2 separate regions of the Homo sapiens genome follow, and region 1 is linked to region 2. A link is a loop called in an ENCODE intact Hi-C map of the cell type or tissue named here. Cell type or tissue: breast epithelium. All regions are shown on one strand. Region 1 has its middle 4.1 kb from the start of TRS-TGA1-1. Region 2 overlaps DNAJC12 (DnaJ heat shock protein family (Hsp40) member C12).

Region 1 (5,000 bases), 51 kb after region 2:
GGGTGAGCTTGACTGACCAACTTCATGCAGATTGGGAAAGAAACTAGTCATTGGAACAAGAGCTGAAAGCTCTATGTTTTCTTCATCAGTGCTTCAGATAGAACAGGATATCTGTTTTACCTGAAAATTCCAGTGTCAGAGCCTCTGTCTCTCTCACCCCTGCAGGAGCTAAGACTTAGGTATTATTACTAGTTGTTTGCACTCTAGTATGTAGAAAGAGCCTGAGACCAGATGTTTTTGGGGACATGGGCATATTGGGAAACAAGACTCCAGAAATGGGCATTCCCTCCAGAGGGGACTTGAAATGCAAGCTTTACACAGGTTGTAGGCCAGCCCTATCTCTCACTTCCTTTTTCTACTGCCTCACTACACAACAATGCCTCCATTAATGAAACCTCTGAGGATGAAACTCCTTTACAATGAACATGTTGAGTTAAAACAGAACAACAGCTTCATAAATCATGCTAAACAGTGGTGCAATATATCAAATGGTTGAGCTGCAATATTCCTGCAGATCTATGCACTCAGGGCACAAATCTCTTCAGGCACAGTTTTGATTCATCCCCAAAGCTGCAGGAAAACAGTTTACCCTCTGCTTCCCACCCCTTCAGGTGTTCTGAGACCTCTTGCTTTCTGATCCTCACAATCACAAAATTCACTCAACAATATTACTTATTGAAGGCCCATTAAATAGCAGATAAGGGGATTTTGTGGTTTTACACACACGTGTACACACACACAGAGACATTAAGCAAATATTTCACACTAAAATATCACAAAGCATGATGTGTTGTGAAGAAAAAGAGTAAAATGGTATGAAATTACATAAGAAGGAGGACTGATCAGTTTGATGGGGAGGGAGACATTGGAACATGTACAGAATTCCTAAGGTGGGAAAGAGTTTGGTCTTTTCAAGGAACTAAAAGAAAAGAAAGTACATTTGGCTAGAGAATGACAGGGAGAGGCCCGGTAATTATGCCATGCAGGATCATGGAGAGCTATGGGGTCATGCTAGTGATTCTAGTCTTTATTGTAAAAGCACATGGAAATCCCCAGAAGAGTTCTCAGGAGGAAGGTTATAAGACCAAATGTGCATTTTAAAAGAAAAATTTATTTTATGGAGAACAGATTGGAGGGGAGGAAGAGTGGATTGGAGGAGATAATTAAGAGGCCGAGAAGTAGTTGAGATGAGAGGTAGTGTTGATTTGGACTGGGTGGTGGTAGTAAATATGGAACAAAGTTGATTCTCAGCATATTTAGGGGCAAACTCAATGGCACTTGGGTTGAATAGGAAATGGGTTAAGGAATAGGGAAATATCAGGATCATTCCAAGTGGGTGTATCCTGCTCCATGGCTGGAAATGCCACAAACTGGAATGGATTTGGGACCTGGATTTAGAAGGGAAGGATAATTGTAAATTTAGCATTTCTACAGATTAACTGATTACAATTTGCAAAAAATTCACTTCAGTCTATTTATGTTTAAAACCTTTGAACACTGATCAGAAAGTTGCAGGACCTAATTTCTACTAAAGGAAGTAGGTAGAAAAACATTTGGGAGAAGGGGACCTTGATATTATAACTTCCTCTGCCTTCGAAGAGGGGTCTGATTGCCAGGCATGTTGAGGCACAGGGACAAGGCTGAATTGCTGTGTAACATAAAAGAATGAAAAAGCTGGGGTCTTGAGAGAAAATCCTCAAGACAGTGCATCATGTGAGGTTGGGTCAGAAAAAGCTGGCTCGAGGGGATGCACAGGAGGGTTGGTAGTGGATAAGAGAACTCTGGAGAAGAGAAATGTGGAAAGAGGAGTTGAAATGGTTTCCTCTGAGAAGAGGAGTGCACTGCAGAACCTCTTCCACATCCACCCCCACCCCTTCCATGGATTTTTCTTTGCTCATCATGGAGAGAGCTAAACCTCGAGTTGCATGGAGGCCAGTTGGAAAGTGAACATTCTCAAGGAGACAAAGGTGGGGGTGACCCATGGAGGCAGAGGTCTGTATGTACTTGCCTCCTGGTTCTGTCTGCCCTTTCAGTGCTAGAAGACAAAGAATGGGAAGAAAAGGTAAGGAAAAATATGGAAAGGGAAGGAAGGGTACATAGGCTGTTGTCCTCTGCCCTCTTTTATATTAAAACTATTCTAGGTGGGGGATACTCAATATTACAATAAATTATACTAAGGCAAAGATTAGTGACCTTCAAAAGGAGAACAGCATGTTAAGCCCCTCCTTTCTCTCCCACTTTTTTTGGGCATTCTAGGGGTGAAGTTTGGACATGTGCTGACGTCCATACTTCAGCATTTCTTCTTTGATGAAGAAATGAATATTCATTCATTTCTTCATCAAAAATTTGAGTCCCTTTTCTGTGGTATGTAGGGGCACAAAAATGAGAGATATGATCCCTTTACACATCCTCAGGGAGTTTACCATTTAGTGGTAAGAAAGACAAACAGGCAGAAATAGTGCAATGTGAGCCTTGCTATAATAGGAAATGGGAGAATTAAAGGGGTTTCTGGAGGCTAAGCACTGTAGCTCAGGACTGTAATCCCAGCACTTTGGGAGGCTGAGATGGGAGGATCCCTTGAGCCAGGAATTTGAGACCAGCCTGGGCAACATAGTGAGACCCTGTCTCTACAAAAAAATAATAAAAAAAATTTAGCTAGGCATGGTGGTGTGCACCTGCAGTCCAAACTACTCAGGAGGATGAGGTGGGAGGACCAATTAAGTCCGAGGCTGAGGCTGCAGTGAGCTGTGATTGCCACTGCACTCCAGTCTGGGTGACCAGAGCAAGGCCCTGTCTCAGAAAAAAAAAAAAAAAGAAAGAAAAAGAAAAAGAAAAAAATATAAAAAATAGGGTGGCTTTATTTATTTATTTATTTATTTGGAGATGGAGTCTTGCTCTGTCCCCCAGGCTGCAGTGCAATGCTGGGCTCACTGCAACCTCCACCTCCTGGGTTCAAGCGATTTTCCTACCTCAGCCTCCCGAGTAGCTGGGACTACAGGTGTGCACCACTACGCTCAGCTAATTTTTGTATTTTTAGTAGAGACAGGGTTTTGCCATGTTTGCCAGGCTTGTCTTGAACTCCTGACCTCAGCTGATCCGCCCACCTCCGCCTCCCAAAGTGCTCGGATTACAGGTGTGAGCCACCGCATCCTGCCTAAGGGGTGGCTTCTGAATCAGCCTGGGAGATTTTGCAGGAATGCTTTCCCTAAGAAGTGAGACTTGAAAGAATATGAGTTTTCTTAGCAGAAAATGATGGGGTGAGAGGGGGTTATACTATAACTTTTGGAAGCCAAAAAAAATTTTTTTTTGAATGGGGCTGATTTAAGCAGAAACTCATAGGAACTTACTGGAAGGATACTGAATAGTTTGTAGAATTGCCAAGAAGGCTGCAAAATCACTTTTGGAAAGTAGAACAGGAGTAAGTTAGGGTAGGCAGAGTCCAAGATCACAGCAGAATGACGCCACAAAATTAGTCTCGTGCAGACCCTACTGTTCCGTTGCTGAACAGCTGTAAACTCCAGTTGCAGCTCTGGCCCTGGCAATCCCTGTGAGTGCCATTGTTGCCTCTGCCCACTGCAAGGGTGGATTTCTATCCTACCTGCTTTTTGTATTATTAATAATAGCTCTTGATTGAAAGTTGGAGATGGGCACATCTGATTGGCCGAGTCTAGGTCACATGCTGCCTCCTCAGCTGCAAGGGAGGCTGAGACAGCAAGTATGTGACTTTTTCAGCTTCTATGCTGGGAGTGGGGTTGGGAGTGGATTACAGCCTCACACCTAGGTTCAAAAGGAAAGCAAGTGCCCTAAATAAGAAGGGATTTCAAATGCTAGGTAGCCCTCTTCCTCTAGTGAGGGGACAAGGGTGAAGATATTCCAGGTAGTTGCATGTGAACAGTTAAAAAGGCCCAAAGGTATGAGCCAGCATGCAGCACTGGGAGGTCTTCCAATAACTCCAAAGGAGAAGGAGGAGAAGGGTGGGAAGGCCAGAAAGGAAGGCAGGGGACTTGTCTTGAAAGCCCAATGTCTATAAGCTTTGACTTTCCTGTTATAGGACTGTGGTAGACGTAACTGATTTTCACTTAGTACCATCTAATTTTCTTCCTTCCCAATTTCAATTTGGGGAGCAATATACCCAGCTAAACTTCCTCAAGATTCCTTCTAGCTAATGATAGCCATGATACATAGTTTGGGTAAATGAGATATAAAAGAGGGTTCTTGTCTCTCCCCTTCTTGGCTGAATGCATGTGTAAGGTCTGAAGGTATAGCAACCATATTGGGACTATGAGATGAAAAGCTGTATATGCATATTAAAAATGGCAGAGCAGAAAGATGGAAAGAGGCCTGTTTCCTGTTCCATCTGAGAATTTCCTATGCCCAGATTTCTTTGTTCTTTCTTTCTTTTTTAAAAAATGGTGACAAGTGATTATTTATTTGAAAAAATTTCTTGAAACAGTAAGATATGATTTCACGAAGCTACCTTTACAGCTTGGAGAGTACCATTTAGAAATAAAATTGATCATTAATTTGCCTTTTTGATGGAATGTTTTAATTTATAGTTTTGGATTTTGGATATCTCTTCTTGGATTAACTTTTTTTTTTTTTTTTTTTTTGGGATGGAGTTTCACTCTTGTTGCCCAAGCTGGAGTGCAGTGGCACGATCTCGGCTCACCGCAACCTCCGCCTCCCGGTTCAAGCGATTCCTCTGCCTCAGCCTCCTGAGTAGCTGGGATTGCTGGTCCCTGTCCCCACGCCCAGCTAGTTTTCATATTTTTAGTAGAAATGGGGTTTTCACCATGGGGCCAGGCTGGTCTCGAACTCCTGACCTCAGGTGATCCACCCGCCTTGGCCTCCCAAAGTGCTGGGATTACAGGCATGAGCCACTGCGCCCGGCCAGTATTGACATTTTACTATAGTGTCAAGTATTTTTTTAAAATTTTTAAATGGAAACACGTAAGTTATACACTATTTCATTCTCTTGGACACAGGAACGGTATTAATCT
Region 2 (5,000 bases):
CCTTGAAACAAAGTTTTTTTCTTTTAGCTGTCAGGATACTATGCACTCATGGTTCTCCTCCAGCCTCTTTGGGCTGCTTTCTCTCAGTCTCCTTTGTGACTCTTCTGTTGCCCCAAGGTTCCCTCCTAAGCTCTCTTCTGAGCCCACTCCCCATTTTCTCCTGAAGCCTTGTCCAGGTCTGTAGCTTAAATCACCAGCTCTTTTGATGGCTCCCAAATCTATCCTTAACCTAGTTCTCACTCCCCATCTTAAGACTGTGGTTTTGACTGCTTCTGGGAAATTTCCATTTGGAAACATTTCAAAGTCACCCTGTCAAAAATTAGACTCATTATTTTCCTATCACCTCCTCTGAAATCTCGCTTATTTTTCTGTGTTCTCCCATCTCTATGAAGGACACCACCATCCATTCAGTTGGTGTCATGGAAGCCTTGTCTCCTTCCTCTCCCTCATGTCCATATCTGGGAAATTGCCAAACACTGTTGATTTACCTTTCTCATCTCTCTCTACTGTGTCCTCCTCGCTTCATGCTGGGTGCCATTGCTGTAGGTAAGCCCCCATCATTTCATGCTTGGATTGCTACAGCATTCTTTAAGTGCTTCTCATTGCAGATTTTTCTTTTTAATTATGGAAAAAAATAATATGTACAAAAAGGAATAAAAAATACTCTAACAGATGCCCACATATGTTCCGCCCAGCTTAAAACTTTACCAGTGCAATTGAAATCTCTTGTGTTTTCCTACTCTGATTTTATCCTCAGGGTAGATAATATTATATCTTAATGTTTTTTTTTGAGACAGAGTTTTGCTCTTATTGCCCAGGCTGGAGTGCAATGGCACGATATTGGCTCACTGCAACCTCTGCCTCCTGGGTTCAAGCGATTCTCCTGCCTCAGCCTCCCGAGTAGCTGGGATTATAGGCATGTGCCACCATGCCCAGTTAATTTTGTATTTTTAGTAGAGACAGGGTTTCTCCATGTTGGTCAGGCTGGTCTCAAACTCCCGTCCTCAGGTGATCTGCCCGCCTTGGCCTCCCAAAGTGCTGGGATTACAGGTGTTAGTCACTGTGCCTGGCCTTATATCTTAAATTTGATAGTTATGTTTACTATATGCGTATAGCATGTGTGTATAAGTGCTTTTTCTATAAGGATAATATCATACTAAGACCTATCTATAATTCCATATTGCACAAATCCAAACTCTTCTTTATTTAGAAAATGTTTTCCTTGGCTGGGTGCAGTGGCTCACACCTGTAATTCCAGCACTTTGGGAGGCCAAGGTGGGTGGACCACCTGAGGTCGGGAGTTCGAGACCAGCCTGACCAACATGGAGAAACTGTGTCTCTACTAAAAATACAAAGTGAGCCGGGCCTAGTGGCGCATGCGTGTAATCCCAGCTACTTGGGAGGCTGAGGCAGGAGAATTGCTTGAACCTAGGAGGCGGAGGTTGCGGTGAGCAGAGCTTGCGCCATTGCACTCTAGCCTGGGCAACAAGAGTGAAACTCCATCTCAAAAAAAAAAAAAAAAAAAAAAAGGAAAAAAGAAAATGTTTTCCTTGTCCCTTGTCTTAAGGTTCTTTATTAATTTTCTCTAGAAATCATTGATTCCTTTGATTTGCAAAAACAGATCATTTTTTCTATATGTGAGGTCATCTTTTGTTAGATATTTAACTATTGCTTCTGCTCATTTGATTTTTTTTCCCTTTTTATTAACTTGTTTAAGGTACTATGAGCAAATAATAAGTGTGAGCTTGATAAATTTGTGCATATGTATATCCAGGTCAACCACTGCCCAGAGAGATGTGGAGCATCTTCAGCACCCCAGAAATCCCTTTTCCCTTCCTGTTCAAAGTCAGCACCCTCTCTCATTTTTTGATCTCTATCACCATTGACTAGTTTTGCAGTTTTGGATTTCATATAAATAGAATCACACAGTATGTACTCTTTTGTGTGTAGCTTCTTTCGCTTTGCATTATGTCTGTGTTATACTGTGCAGTAGTTCATCCTTTGTCATTGTTGAGCCTTTAGGCACAAATTCCTTCATGCTGTGTACCTTAATTCTCCATCCCCTTTTGCTCTCCTTCACCATGCCTAGAATTTCATGTTTCAGCCACTCAGAATTACATTAGTTCATTCATGTGCTCTGCTCTTTCTACACTCCAGCCCTCTATGCTTGATGCTTTCTGCCTGAAACACTCCATGGTTCACACACATCCCTGACTACTTGGCCAGTTTGTGCTTCTGTGTCAGGTCTCAGCTGACCATCAGTTGGGAAGTCCCATGTGTCCCATCTAACAAGAGCACCCTGTACGTCAGGCAGTAGACTGTGTGTCACACTGTCTCCTTATTGCATGTTTGCTTATTAGTCATTCTGGAAGCTCAGTAAGGCAGACGCCCTGCTTGTCTTGTTCACAGTCGTATGCCCCTAGCATGGCACTTACTGAAGAGGACACCTATTCTGCACAATTTCTTGAATAAGTGAATGCATAAACATTCCTTCCTTCCTTCCTTCCTTCCTTCCTTCCTTCCTTCCCCTTCCTTCCTTCCTTCCTTCCTTCCTTCCTTCCTTCCTTCCTTCCTTCCTTCCTTCCTTGCTTCCTTCCTTCCTTCCTTCCTTTCTTTCTTTCTTTCTTTCTTTCTTTCTTTCTTTCTCTTTCTTTCTTTCTTTCTTTTTTTGTGACAGTCTCACTTTGTTGCCCAGGCTGGAGGGCCGTGGCATGATCTCGGCTCACTGCAACCTCTGCTTCCCAGGTTCAAACAATTCTCGTGCCTCAGCCTCCCGAGAAGCTGGGATTACAGGCGTGCGCCATCACACCTGGCTAATTTTTGTATTTTTGGTGCAAAAGGGGTTTCACCATGTTTGCCAGGCTGGTCTTGATCTCCCGACCTCAGGTGATTCGCCTGCCTCGGCCTCCCAAAGGGCTGGGATTACAGGCATGTGCCACCGAGCCTAGCCCGAACATTTCTTTTTCTTTTTTGAGACGGCTTCTCGCTCTGTCGCCCAGTCTGGAGTACAGTGGCGCTATCTCTTGGTTCACTGCAAGCTCCGCCTCCCGGGTTTACGCCATTCTCCTGCCTCAGCCTCCCGAGTAGCTGGGACTACAGGCGCCTGCCACCGCGCCCGGCTAATTTTTTGTATTTTTACTAGAGACGGGGTTTCACCTTGTTAGCTAGGGTGGTCTCAATCTCCTGACCTCGTGATCCGCCCGCCTCGGTCTCCCAGAGTCCTGGGATTACAGGCGTGAGCCACCGCTCCCGACCCCTGGCCCAAACATTTCTTTAGGATTCATATTAACTACCTGTCTGAACTGGAGTTAATATTAAGATAGGTGTCCTAGCATAAAATTATAAAAATTTAGATCGGGCTCGGTGGCTAATGCCTGTAATCCCAGCACTTTGGGAGGCCAAGGTGGGTGGTTCACCTGAGGTCAGGAACTTGAGACCAGCCTGACCAACATGGTGAAACTCTGTCTTTACTAAAAATACAAAATTAGCCGGGCGTGGTGGCACATGCCTGTAATCCCAGCTACTTGGGAGGCTGAGACAGGAGAATCGCATGAACCCGGGAGCAGATGTTGCAGTGAGCCGAGATCGCGCCACTGCACTCCAGCCTGGGTAGCAAGAGTGAAATTGTGTCTCAAAAAAAAAAAAATTATAAAAATTTGATAAACACTTAAAAACCACCACCACCCCAGGTTATTCTTTAACTGGGTTCTTTTCAGTGAAGCATGACTGTGAGTTGTTTCTCTGTCCCTGACAAACAATTTTTATTCAGGATACATGATGAATCACTGTGTAATTATTGCCATTTCTAGTTGCCATAGTGATGGGGGTTTTCATGTATGGGCTGCCTCAAGGCGTCTTGTTCAGAGAAACAGTGGACTGTGTAAATATTGTTTAAAATGAAAAGGTACACAGACATCAATATCTTCTCTAGGCAGGCATGCATTTGATATATGATTCAACCTTTGGGTAGAGGTTGTTTTTTAATCTATTTAAGCATCCGTTTACTCAGTTTTCATTAATACAACTTTCTGAACGTTTATGTGGATCTTTACACACTTGGATGATTAAGGTTACTGATGAAAATATTTCAAATATATATATGAGACAGGATCTCGCTCTGTCTCCCAGGCTGGAGTGCAGTGGTGCGATCTTGGTTCACTGCTGGCCTCAACCTCCCAGGCTCAAGCAGTTCTCCCACCTCAGCCTCCCAAGTAGCTGGGACCACACATGTGCGCCACCACACCTGAGTAATTTTTTTGTATTTTTAGTACAGACGGGGTTTTGCCATGTTGCCCAGGCTGGTCTCAAACTCCTGGACTCAAGTAGTCTGCCTTCCTTGGCCTCCCAAAGTGCTGGGATTACAGGGATAAGCTGCTGTGCCTGGCCAGACTATTTCAAAATCTCTTTTTTTATTTTTTATTTTTTTGGGGGGATGGAGTCTTGCTCTATCGCCCGAACTGGAGTGCAGTGGCACAATCTCAGCTCACTGCAACTTCTGTCTCCTGGGTTTAAGTGACTCTCTTGCCTCAGCCTCTTGAGTAGCCGGAGCTATAAGTGTGTGCCACCACGCCCAGCTGATTTTTTTTATTTTTAGTGGAAACGGGGTTTCACCATGTTGGCCAGGATGGTCTCAAACTCCTGACCTCAAGTGATCCACCTGCCTCGGCCTCCCAAAGTGCTGGGATTACAGGAGTGAGCTACTGCACCCAGCCTCAAAATATCTTTAAAAATTCACTTGGATACTGAAGTTTAGCTTGACAGAAATTCAGAATGTAATGGAAAGATTTTGAAATGTATCTAATTAAGGTGAAAAGCTAGACAGTAGAGGAACTTTGGGTAGGATAAATTAAACTTATATCTATACCTTTTTCGTCCACTAAATATAGTCTCAACTGTTGCCATTGAAATTACTGATGTGGTAGCATGATGGAGTAGTGGATATAAACACAGGCTTGTTTGTCTGGATTGCTCCCATTCCACTTACAGTCTAGTTGATCTTG

The links. Hi-C counts contacts between places; a loop is a spot of excess contacts. Peaks named below come from ENCODE experiments on the same cell type or tissue, not always from the same donor. Only the 100,000 strongest peaks of a DNase experiment are listed, where the experiment ranks them.
Region 1: a loop joins it to region 2, with 21 times the contacts of the local background. A loop is called at or near these places in 2 of 110 quality-filtered maps.

Annotation. Positions count from the first base shown.
Region 1 is chr10:67,766,125-67,771,124 of GRCh38, reverse strand. No RefSeq gene overlaps it. Among named protein-coding and RNA genes, the nearest start is that of TRS-TGA1-1, 4.1 kb to the right of the region's middle. RefSeq lists an enhancer at 33-222. In breast epithelium, no CTCF peak of the experiment used is centred here; no DNase peak of the experiment used is centred here.
Region 2 is chr10:67,817,307-67,822,306 of GRCh38, reverse strand. All of the region lies in intron 2 of DNAJC12 (DnaJ heat shock protein family (Hsp40) member C12), which reads left to right. Among named protein-coding and RNA genes, the nearest start is that of DNAJC12, 18 kb to the left of the region's middle. RefSeq lists an enhancer at 2,921-3,422. In breast epithelium, no CTCF peak of the experiment used is centred here; a DNase peak (open chromatin) is centred at 2,319; H3K27ac peaks cover 1,737 bases.